Regions from separate parts of the Homo sapiens genome. Here region 1 is linked to region 2. Evidence: chromatin contacts called from ENCODE Hi-C or POLR2A ChIA-PET data. All regions are on one chromosome and are shown on one strand. Each heading gives the region's core, a stretch centred on a gene start or an enhancer-like site at or near the end of the contact. The rest is flanking DNA. Distances are from core to core; before and after follow the strand shown. Region 1 overlaps LOC105372812 (a long non-coding RNA gene). Region 2 holds the start of BACE2 (beta-secretase 2).

Region 1 (4,834 bases), core at 2,292-4,791, 470 kb after region 2:
ATTTCTCTCTCTATGTCTCTCCATGTGGTCCCAGGGCCTCTCTCCCTTCTGTGGCCTTTCTGTGTGTTCTCTCCATGAAACTTTTGGCAGGATAGCTGGCCTTCTTATGTGGTGGTTCAGAGCTCCCAAGAGTGCAAAAGTGGAGGCTGCCAAGTCTTCTCAAGGCTTAGGCCCATAAGTGGCACAGCACCACTTCTGCCACATTTAATTAATTAAAGTGAGTCCCAGGGTCCACCACATTTAGGGGGAGAGGACTGTGTAAGGGCATGAATGTTCAAGATGTGTGTTCTGCAGTGGGCAGGTCTATGCAAACCTACCTCCAAAGTCTGAGGAAGCTGAGAGGCTGAAGAAAGAGGCTGAAAAATCCAGTTTCTTAGAAAGAAATATTTATTTATTCATTAATTTTTTTAGAGACAGGGTCTTGCTCTGTCACCCAGGCTGGAGTGTAGTGGCTCAATCATAGCTCACTGCCGAGTTAAACTCCTGGGCTCAAGTGATCCTCTAGCCTCCGCCTCCCTAGGAGCTGGGACTATAGGTGTGAGCCACCGTGGTAATCCAGAAAGAAACATTTAACAGGAACGTGTGAACAGAAGCCATGTCTATATCTCTGTCAGCAGCAAGACTAGATGGTGGATCCCCATTACTCCTCAGACTTACACAGTGCCAGAAGGAAGGTGTAGGACAATTGTAGGGAAATTTCACATATGCAAGAATGCTATGTGAATTTGCCTAAGGACAGGAGTTATGGTCAAGGTTGTTTTGACCTAAGGGTGAGATTTAAGTGGGTGCTCTTACACAACAAACAGCAGATAACTTAGAAATCATAGAGGCCTTCCGGAACTGGGGTCTATTCAAAGTCAGCATGGTGGGTTGGCATCCAAGCTGGAGTTGCTTTCGCCTCCACGTGTGGTTCCCGGGGGCCGGGAGCACAGATCACGGAGGGCAAGGCCCAGCAGCAGAGCCTTGCCTGGAGACCCGGTAGAAATGCCAGTTATCAGGCCCACCCCAGGCCTGCTGCCTCCGAACCACGCTGGCAGGGATTCTGGGGTTCCTCACGCTGCCAGCTCTCTGGCTCTCTACTGTTGAGAACAGTGAATATAGGGCTCTGTAGACTGTTGAAAGGACTTTGGCTCTTGCTTTGCATGAAGTTGGAAGCCACTGGAGAAATGGCTTAGAGCAGAGGTGTGCTCAGAGAATCCCTGTGAATGGGGCAGGGCACTCAAGACCAGGTGGGGGCTGTGGCCAGGACACAGGTGAGAGCCTGATGGAGACGTGGCCCAGGGTGGCGTGGAGGGGAGAGAGAGAGGTGCCTAGGTGGGGACAGTTGAAGTGGAGCCACTAGGAATTCCCAACACATTTGATATAGACTGTGAGGGGGGCCAAGGGTGCTGAGGCAGGATCATGCCTGCAATGTTCAGGAAACCGAGAACACTAACAGGCTAGAAGCAGTGCAGTGGAGAGACGGAGCAAGTGAAATGAGTGTTGCTTCCAGCTGTGAAGTTCCAGGGTGTTTGTCACCCCCTGGTCCCTCTCAGGCCTCAGCTGGACCAACCAGAAGAGTGGCATTTCCACTGCAGAGCTAAGGAGAAAGATTGCTGCAGGTGCGGGAGGCAGCCAGGAGCTCAGCTGGGATGAGTTCAATGTGGATGCTCTTAAGACACGAACAGCTACGCAAGTCGAGAGGTCTGGGGGAGCCATACAGCCATGGAGGTGGAGCGCTCTCCATCCTAGAGATGGGTCTATTTTGTAGTCAGCATCTAGGTACCTAAAGTCTTGGGACTAGATGGATTTTCTTTTCTTTTCTTTTCTTTTTTTTTTTTTTTTGAGACGGAGTTTTGCTCTTGTCCCCCAAGCTGGAGTGCAATGGTGCGATCTTGGCTCACTGCAACCTCTGCCTCCTGGGTTCAAGCGATTCTCCTGCCTCAGCCTCTCGAGTAGCTGGGATTACAGGTGCCCACCACCATAGCTGGCTAATTTTGTGTATTTTTAGTAGAGATGGAGTTTTACCATGTTGGCCAGGCTGGTCTCAAACTCCTGACCTCAGGTGATCCACCCACCTCAGCCTCCCAAAGTGCTAGGATTACAGGTGTGAGCTACTGCTCCTAGTCGACTGGATGGATTTTCTAGGATGTGAGGGTGGAGAAAAGAAGACGTGAGGGAGGCAGCAGAGATTGAAAAGGTGTGGGGGTAGAATGATGCCCTTGCTGAGGTTGAATTTTTTACAAGTTAAAAGTATGACTCTTATGTAACAGGAGCATCTGTCAATGGTTTATGGAACTCAGTATGGAAGCCAGCATGGTGGCAGAGCTGGTTCAAAAAGTAGAAAAAGAATGAAAGACTACAGTCTCTGACAGAAGGCATGCTGGAAGGATGTTGCCAGATCACAGGGCCCTAGGGTGCAATAAAACAGTCCCTGTTGGGTGATGATCTATTGTTCAGTAAGCTATCAGCATCTCGACAAGACAAATTCAACTGTATTGCCAGCAGATAGAGTCAGTTGCATCACTGTCCATTTTCTTCAAGTTAATATGAACCCTGGCAGAGATGTCAAATGTCCCATCAATGGAAAATAGTCAAAGCAAGAGGCCGTGCCCCTGAGATAACTAGCGGTCTCTGACATGCCACCACCGGTTCCTGAGAGCTTGTTAACAAGACAGTGTCTGACCTGAGATAAGGAGGTGACCATCGTTTCAAAACAGTTGAGAACTAACTCCTGCATGTTGGTTGTTGCTGTCACTAACTATAGAAGAGAAATCCACGTGGGATCATCTAAACCTGGCAGAGGTTGCATGGCCAGAATGTGCTGGGTCACACTCAAACTCTGGTCTCTCTGACACCAAGGACCACAGATGCTGAGTCCAGCCAGCACTTTCCAATGACCTCAGTCCCTCTCAGGACAGGCCCATCCAAGGAGGATTTGCCTCAAGGGGAAAGCAATGACTAGCCCAAAAAGAATGACCTGGCAGGGAAGTGCCTGGGCTGGGGGAGGCACTTCCAATACCCTCCCTAAAATGCAATTTTTATCCACTTTTCTTTGCACAATATTTATTATTTCCAAAGAGTGTCTAAAGACCGACTACAGAGGAGAGATTCCAGCCCCCTTCATGCTGCAGATTGTTAGAGCTAGGGCTGCACGTTCCCTGGGACAGGGACAAGCCCATGTTAGGAGGCTGCTTCTCACGGGGAGTGCCCTGAGTGTGGTGGATGCTAACATTTTGGGTAATAGAACAAGACACAGGCTTTCACTGAATCTGTCTTTTCAGCAAAGGTAAAGAAAAAAAAGGCAGAAAGGAAAGAAATCATCCTATGGGTACTGTGGGAGAGGGCCAGGAAGAGCCAGAGAAATCCACAAAGTTCAAAACGGCCAGACCCTATCAGGTTCCCCAGGGAGCCAGCAGCTTATCACAGCTTAGTCACAGGGTTGTGAGAAAACCCATGCCTCACTGGAAACCCCCCAAAGAACAATGACCCCCTTGATCCAAATCACGTCGTGGCCCCCGGAGTGCTCAGATCCTATCATCAGGAACACAATATCCCCATTTCAGGGCCTCCGTCAGAAGGCTGGCCGGCACATCCGTGAGTCACAGAACGGAAAGGAAGGCAGCGCGCATGTTCATGGAAAGAAATCCTGTTTGTCTCTCTCCTTTCTTCTGATACAAATGCAGACAGTTTCCCAGTTGTCAAAATTGAACATGATACGAGGAAAATAGCTTGGTAAAAAACATGCATTAGTCATTCAGCAGTAAAATTTTCCAAGTTTTACTCATCTCATCATCTTGACCACTAAATGGACTTTCAACAGTGGATTTCTCTGAGAGTGGCACAAGTGTGTTAAGGAATTGTCACAGGCATGGCGCCTGCTCTGAGCTCTGGGGGCTTAGACCCCTCAAAAGCTCACAGCCCCTGGAATTCACTAAGCTGCAGAGCACAGGGGCTACTAAATATTTCTCCAACTGGACAGACTTTCACGTGGGGATAGACAGGATTGAATTACCCAGATTCAGAGAAAAAGGGTCTATTATCTCATAGAACAGTCTGAAGTTCAACCAGGAAGCCATATTTTCCACTTAAAACCACAGGGCAGTTATCCAATCTCTGTGCAATTTCATCAGAGGAGAGGTGAGACTGTCGGGGGGCGGCAGGGCTGACTGGGAGGCTGTGGAGAGGGTGTGTTTAGGATGGGCGACCTTTCCTGTGGGCTAAGGTAGGAAAGCAGAAAACAGTTAGTGTGAGATTCTTGGTGTCCTCAAGAGCAGCCTGTGTAACAGAAAAGACCGTTCTTAGTTCCTTCACTTTTGATTAACATCGAAGGTATTGTTTCACATTTCTAATGTCTAGTTTTCCTTGGGTTTTTAATAGCACTTTCAGGAAGACTTAATTCAATTAATGTTTGGCCAGGGGAGGTGGCTCACGCCTCTAATTCCAGCACTTTGGGAGGTTAAGGTGGGAGAATCACTTTAATTCAGAAGTTCCAGACCAGCCTGGGGAGCACAGTGAACTCCTGTTTCTACAAAAATAAATAAATAAATAATAAACAAAATTAGCTAGGCATGATATAACTAGCCTGTGGTCCTAGCTACTCAGGAGGCTGAGGCAGGAGGATCACTTGAGCCCAGGAGTTCAAGACCAGCCTGGGCAACAGAATGAAACCCCATTTCTACAAAAAAAAAAAAAAAAAAAATTAGCCAGGTGTGGTGGTGCTAGGCTGTGGTCGTGGCTCCTCAGGAAGCTAAGGTGGGAGTATCGCTTGAGCCTAGGAGGTCAAGGCAGCAGTAAGCAGTGACTGTGCCACTGTACTCCAGCTGGGCAACAGAAGGGAGACACTGTCAAATAT
Region 2 (4,790 bases), core at 1,474-3,973:
ACTGGGAGCTGGCAGTGAGAGACAACAAACATCAGTGGAACATGGGATGGTGACTCTTTCTGGCTGAGCGCCACACGTTCCTACCAGGAATCTTCTATTAGTCATTTGGGCTGGAGAGTGAGATCCTTCCTCGCTCTCCACCGTCCAGGGTCATGTTTAATGGTGATGTTTGTTCTTTCCAAGGAGAGAAGGCCCATCTAATTGCAGGGCTTTTGTTTTCCTGAATGGACTCAGGAAGGCCATGGCTGAAAACGAGGGTGCTGAGAGGCTGTAAGGAGAAGGGAAGGAGTTGGAGGCTCTGGTGGAGTGAGGAAGAGCAGGGCAGTATCCCATGTCCTCTGATGTTAGGGGTGAGGTCAGGAGGGTGGGTCTCACCTTCTCCTTTCTCTGCCCTGCATCGGTCACCATGGTTTAAAAATCAATGCTATTCCATGAGAGGGCTGCCACTTATCATTTCAGTTCCAACACCTGGAAAGTAAAATTATTGTCTCCCAAATCCACCCAGCACCATAGGCTTGAATAGGGATCATATGCTCTAAGACCATTCATGAAAACAGAGACAACCAAGGAGACAGTCACCCAATGCTGTCCCTTCAGCTTGCATTATTTTCTGACAAGACAGCTCTGCCATCCATGGAAGCCTGTGTGCTCCTCCATCCCTGGATCTTTATGCATCCTTTTCCCCACAAACCCAAACCATCCCTCTTAAAATGAAAAGCTTAGGAATACTCACCCTAGACTGAGTCACGCGTTTCTTGTACAAACTTTAATTAGACTTGATTTTTTAAAAATTTCCCTTGTGGCTTTTAATTATTAGACAGAGCAAATGTCTCTAGTATTAAACTTATATGTCACATAGCCTCTTTATCAATGGCCCTAATACATTTCATGTGCTTTTCAGAAAGATTATATTCTTCCCAGAGCTGTCTGAATGTCTTTTTGAACCCCTCAAGACTGGACACCAAGGAGTATAAATAATCATTTTAAAAAAAATCACATTCCCTCCACAACCTTGAATCTGAAACGTGAATATATGAATAGAAGGGCTCTGGAATAACTATGCAGATTTATGGAGAATATCAACTTAAGTTATATCACGGGATCCAGCTATGCCTTTCTTCATGGAGTTGGGGATTTGTTAAAGTTGAGATATAGTTTGGGGGAAGTGTGATTTATGGTTAAAGTCATCTGAAAATCAATACATTTGAAGATCTCTGACATAAAGGTCCCTTGCAGAGCTAGACGTGATTCTAAAATTGGGAACACAGGAATAAAAATCAAATCTTGAGTAGAAGTAGCTGAAAATTGCAGTGATTCGGGGAAGCTTGGCTTCTAACTCCCCACTGTTTGAAGATGGGCTTGTTTGTTTTTTAAAACAGCCAACATAATTCAGCTGGAGGAGGTACAAAGAATTTTCTATTCCTTGTTTCTGTAGAAATCGATGGACTTTAGCTTGTCTAATTGTCCCCCCTGCCTTTAGTATCTAAAATAAAATAACCCTCGTTGCTTGCATTACTCAACGCATTTCTGCGTCTTGGCGTCTATGGCTAAACGAGTATTAATTAGACAGTCCGCAGAGAGCTGGCTGGGGATAGAAGGGGAGGTGGGGGAGAAGGGCAGGGATCACAGCAGGGTGGACTCGTGGCCCTGATTTGGGATCCTGACAGCAACTTACTAGGTGGCCTGAGGGCTGGGTGCCAGGGGAGGCAGCGGGTTCCAGTAGCATCTGACCTGCATTAGGGACAGGGGCGCGGCGGAGGGGGCGAAGGGGGCGGGGGTGGGGGGAAGGTGGCTGGGGTGAAGCCCAGCTTCGCAGCTAGCTGTGGGCAACAGAGGGAGTAAGGGGGGGCAATGAGGCTGGGGCCAGGCGCCAGCAGCAGCCACGCCCCCCACCTCCCCCGATTTTTAGGGAAAATTCTCCAAAGCTCTCGCATCCTCCTCTGCCTCCTTCCACCCTCCACCCTCCCAGCCTCCACTGAGACCTCTTTAAAACCACCCAGGGGCCGCCGGGGGATGAGGCCGGGGAACGGGCTGGACTGAGGGCGGGGGCTCGGGGGCAGCGGACGGGAAACGCCTCGAAAGCAGCCAGACCCGGCGACTGAAATGAGGCGGAGGAGCTTGGCGAGGGGAGGCGCAGGCTCGGAAAGGCGCGCGAGGCTCCAGGCTCCTTCCCGATCCACCGCTCTCCTCGCTGACCTCCGAGTCACCCCCGGAAGCTCCCGCCACTGCCGGGCGAATAGACCCCCGCGGACCCCCAAGCGCGCGGGGCCGGGGCCCTAGTTCAGGCCCTCGCTGCCCCTTTAAGGGTTCTCGAAACTTTCCCCCCGGTATCAGATGAGCCTCGTCACATCCGTTGGCCGTGGCCGCTGGGGCGCTTTCCGAGGAAATTCGGGACTCGAGTTTCCCGGGGAAGAGGCGCGGCCTGAGCCCGGCGAGGGTGGGGAGGGCAGGCGCAGGTGGACCCCGGCGCCCCCCGAGCCCCGCTGTGACCTTGGCCGCGGGGGAGGGGCTGGGCCGCTGCGGGGCAGTCGCGGCCGCCAGAGGGGGCAGCGGAGAAGAACTTGCCCAACTTGGCGGCGCGGGCTGGGGCGGCTCTGCGCCTCCGCGCCCGCCTCCCCGGCCTCCGCCTTCTCCCCTCCCGCGAGCCTCCTCCCCTCCCGCGAGCCTCCTCCCCTGGGCCCTCCTCCCGTCCTCCCCGCCGCCGCCGGTCCCGGTGCGCGCCCATCCCTGCCCGCAGCCCCGCGCGCCGGCCGAGTCGCTGAGCCGCGGCTGCCGGACGGGACGGGACCGGCTAGGCTGGGCGCGCCCCCCGGGCCCCGCCGTGGGCATGGGCGCACTGGCCCGGGCGCTGCTGCTGCCTCTGCTGGCCCAGTGGCTCCTGCGCGCCGCCCCGGAGCTGGCCCCCGCGCCCTTCACGCTGCCCCTCCGGGTGGCCGCGGCCACGAACCGCGTAGTTGCGCCCACCCCGGGACCCGGGACCCCTGCCGAGCGCCACGCCGACGGCTTGGCGCTCGCCCTGGAGCCTGCCCTGGCGTCCCCCGCGGGCGCCGCCAACTTCTTGGCCATGGTAGACAACCTGCAGGGGGACTCTGGCCGCGGCTACTACCTGGAGATGCTGATCGGGACCCCCCCGCAGAAGGTAGGGACCCCCGGCTGCTGCCGCGGGCTTTTCGGGCTCGTTGGAGGGAGGGGGCTGTCCAGAGACGCCTCCACGCGGCTTAGCGTCGCCCCCAAAGCAGCAGCTGTCCCCGCACAGAAGAGCGGGGAACGCAGAGGGGCTCGGGTGGGCCGGGGAGCGGGGGCGCTCGCTCTTGAGTCGCGGAGGACGGCAGCCCCCGCCCGGGGCGCACTGAGGGGTGTGCGCGAGTGTTTCAGAACTTGTGAGCTCCCCCTCCGCGGGGCTGGGCGGGAGAGGAGACCTGGAACTTGCCGCCTCCAATAACGTGATTTCCTTCTTGCGGGCGACACCTACTTCCAGCGGGAGACGGAGCGGTGGGCCTTGGGCGACGGGCTATTATGGGGAAAATCACCTCGTGTTCATACCCTCCCTCCCCCCCGCCCCCCCCCCACCCCACCACCATGCTGTCTCATTGCTAAAGAGGCTCGTGGCCGGCTTCCAAAGGCGCAGTACCCTTTAAAAAGGATTTATGCATGAGCTCAGCTAAAAGCAACCCGGTTAAGAAGTGGCTCGCTTGCTGCTCTGAGGAAGGAGCAGCGTCTCCCCTGCGCCCGCTTTCCTTTCTCGGAGTTGGTTTGTCAGCTGTGTCCTCGCTCATCCGGCGGCCCTGCCCCTCTGCACGGAGCGATGCATCTACACGCGGGTGTGCAGAGTGTGAAAAGCATTCCAGCTACCGGGAAAAAAACAGGGGCTGAGTGAGGTGTCCGGGGACCAAGTGGTATCCCGATTACAACACAAAAATAAAATCAAACAGCTTTCCTTTTCTCTTACTCTGATGTTCATTTACTAACACTTTTTGTAGCAAGAAACAAATGTTCCCAAGCACAGTGATCTGAAAAAAAAAAAAAAAAAATCCCAATTGATCTGCCCCCTCCTACTTTCAAACTGTCTAATCCAAGTGGGATTTGAAGTCCTTTGCTCAATTGAATGCACTATTTGAAGATAGTTTATTTTTATTTTTAACATTGTCATTTGGGTTTTGATTCAGCTATGATTCCCCCATAAATAGAACATACTCATGACTTTTGTATAATTCTCATTAAATTATTCAAGACTTTAAGAGGAAAGACATGCCATGCTAATTCTTTTAAAAAAGGAAACTGCCGAATAACTTCTGTAGTTGTTTAATTAGTTTAGGGGGAAAAAAAAACCTTCAAAAGCGTATATTCAAACTTTGATTCTAGTTGCCTTTCGTCTAAGTCATGGGAAGCCACGTGAGTGATCTTTGCCATCTCCAGGAGTGGATGGTTAGAGGGAGGGAATAGGAATCCCCATCAGCTGAGGGAGCTTAACTTGGCTGTAAGATGTGGTCTTGGTGCAGCCAACACGTGGGAACATGTGCCTGGTGCTGAGAACCTTGGAAATATGACAAGATATTGAGGAAGAACCTCTTCTGTGACCTGCAGAGAATCTTTTGGAACAGGCCTTGAATGAATCCCCATTGGACATGTGTGCTTTGATGCGAGGGAATTCTCTCTACTAAAAGTAAATGTGGGTGGTCTGAGGGCTATGATAAAAGAAGCCCTGAAACCCTCCCTCCAGAGCAAAGGGGAAAGGGAGAAGCCTGAAGAAGGACTAAAAAATACTTAACTTTGGCAATCAAAAAAAAAAA

Evidence for each region. Hi-C counts contacts between places; a loop is a spot of excess contacts on that map. ChIA-PET counts read pairs that join two places held with the same protein, here RNA polymerase II (POLR2A). Pooled maps may share reads with other maps.
Region 1: a pooled map shows a loop between it and region 2 (2.1-fold over the local background). The contact joins the enhancer-like site here to the promoter of BACE2 in region 2. A Hi-C loop is called at or near these places in 2 of 50 pooled maps. POLR2A ChIA-PET finds 5 or more read pairs at or near these places in 2 of 52 experiments (A673 and MCF 10A).

What each region holds. Positions count from the first base shown.
Region 1 is chr21:41,638,515-41,643,348 of GRCh38, forward strand. It overlaps LOC105372812 (a long non-coding RNA gene), which reads left to right. Exons shown (of 2, transcript XR_937741.1): 2 at 2,253-3,273. Among named protein-coding and RNA genes, the nearest start is that of LINC00111, 38 kb to the right of the region's middle. Within about 2 kb of position 3,542, at least 17 of the 41 ENCODE cell types and tissues checked have a DNase peak (open chromatin) inside an H3K27ac peak, as active enhancers do.
Region 2 is chr21:41,165,437-41,170,226 of GRCh38, forward strand. BACE2 (beta-secretase 2) reads left to right here and starts at 2,724. Exons shown (of 9, transcript NM_012105.5): 1 at 2,724-3,139. The coding sequence starts at 2,828. It overlaps MIR3197 (microRNA 3197), which reads left to right and starts at 2,121; the gene lies at 2,121-2,193. RefSeq lists a silencer at 2,283-2,732.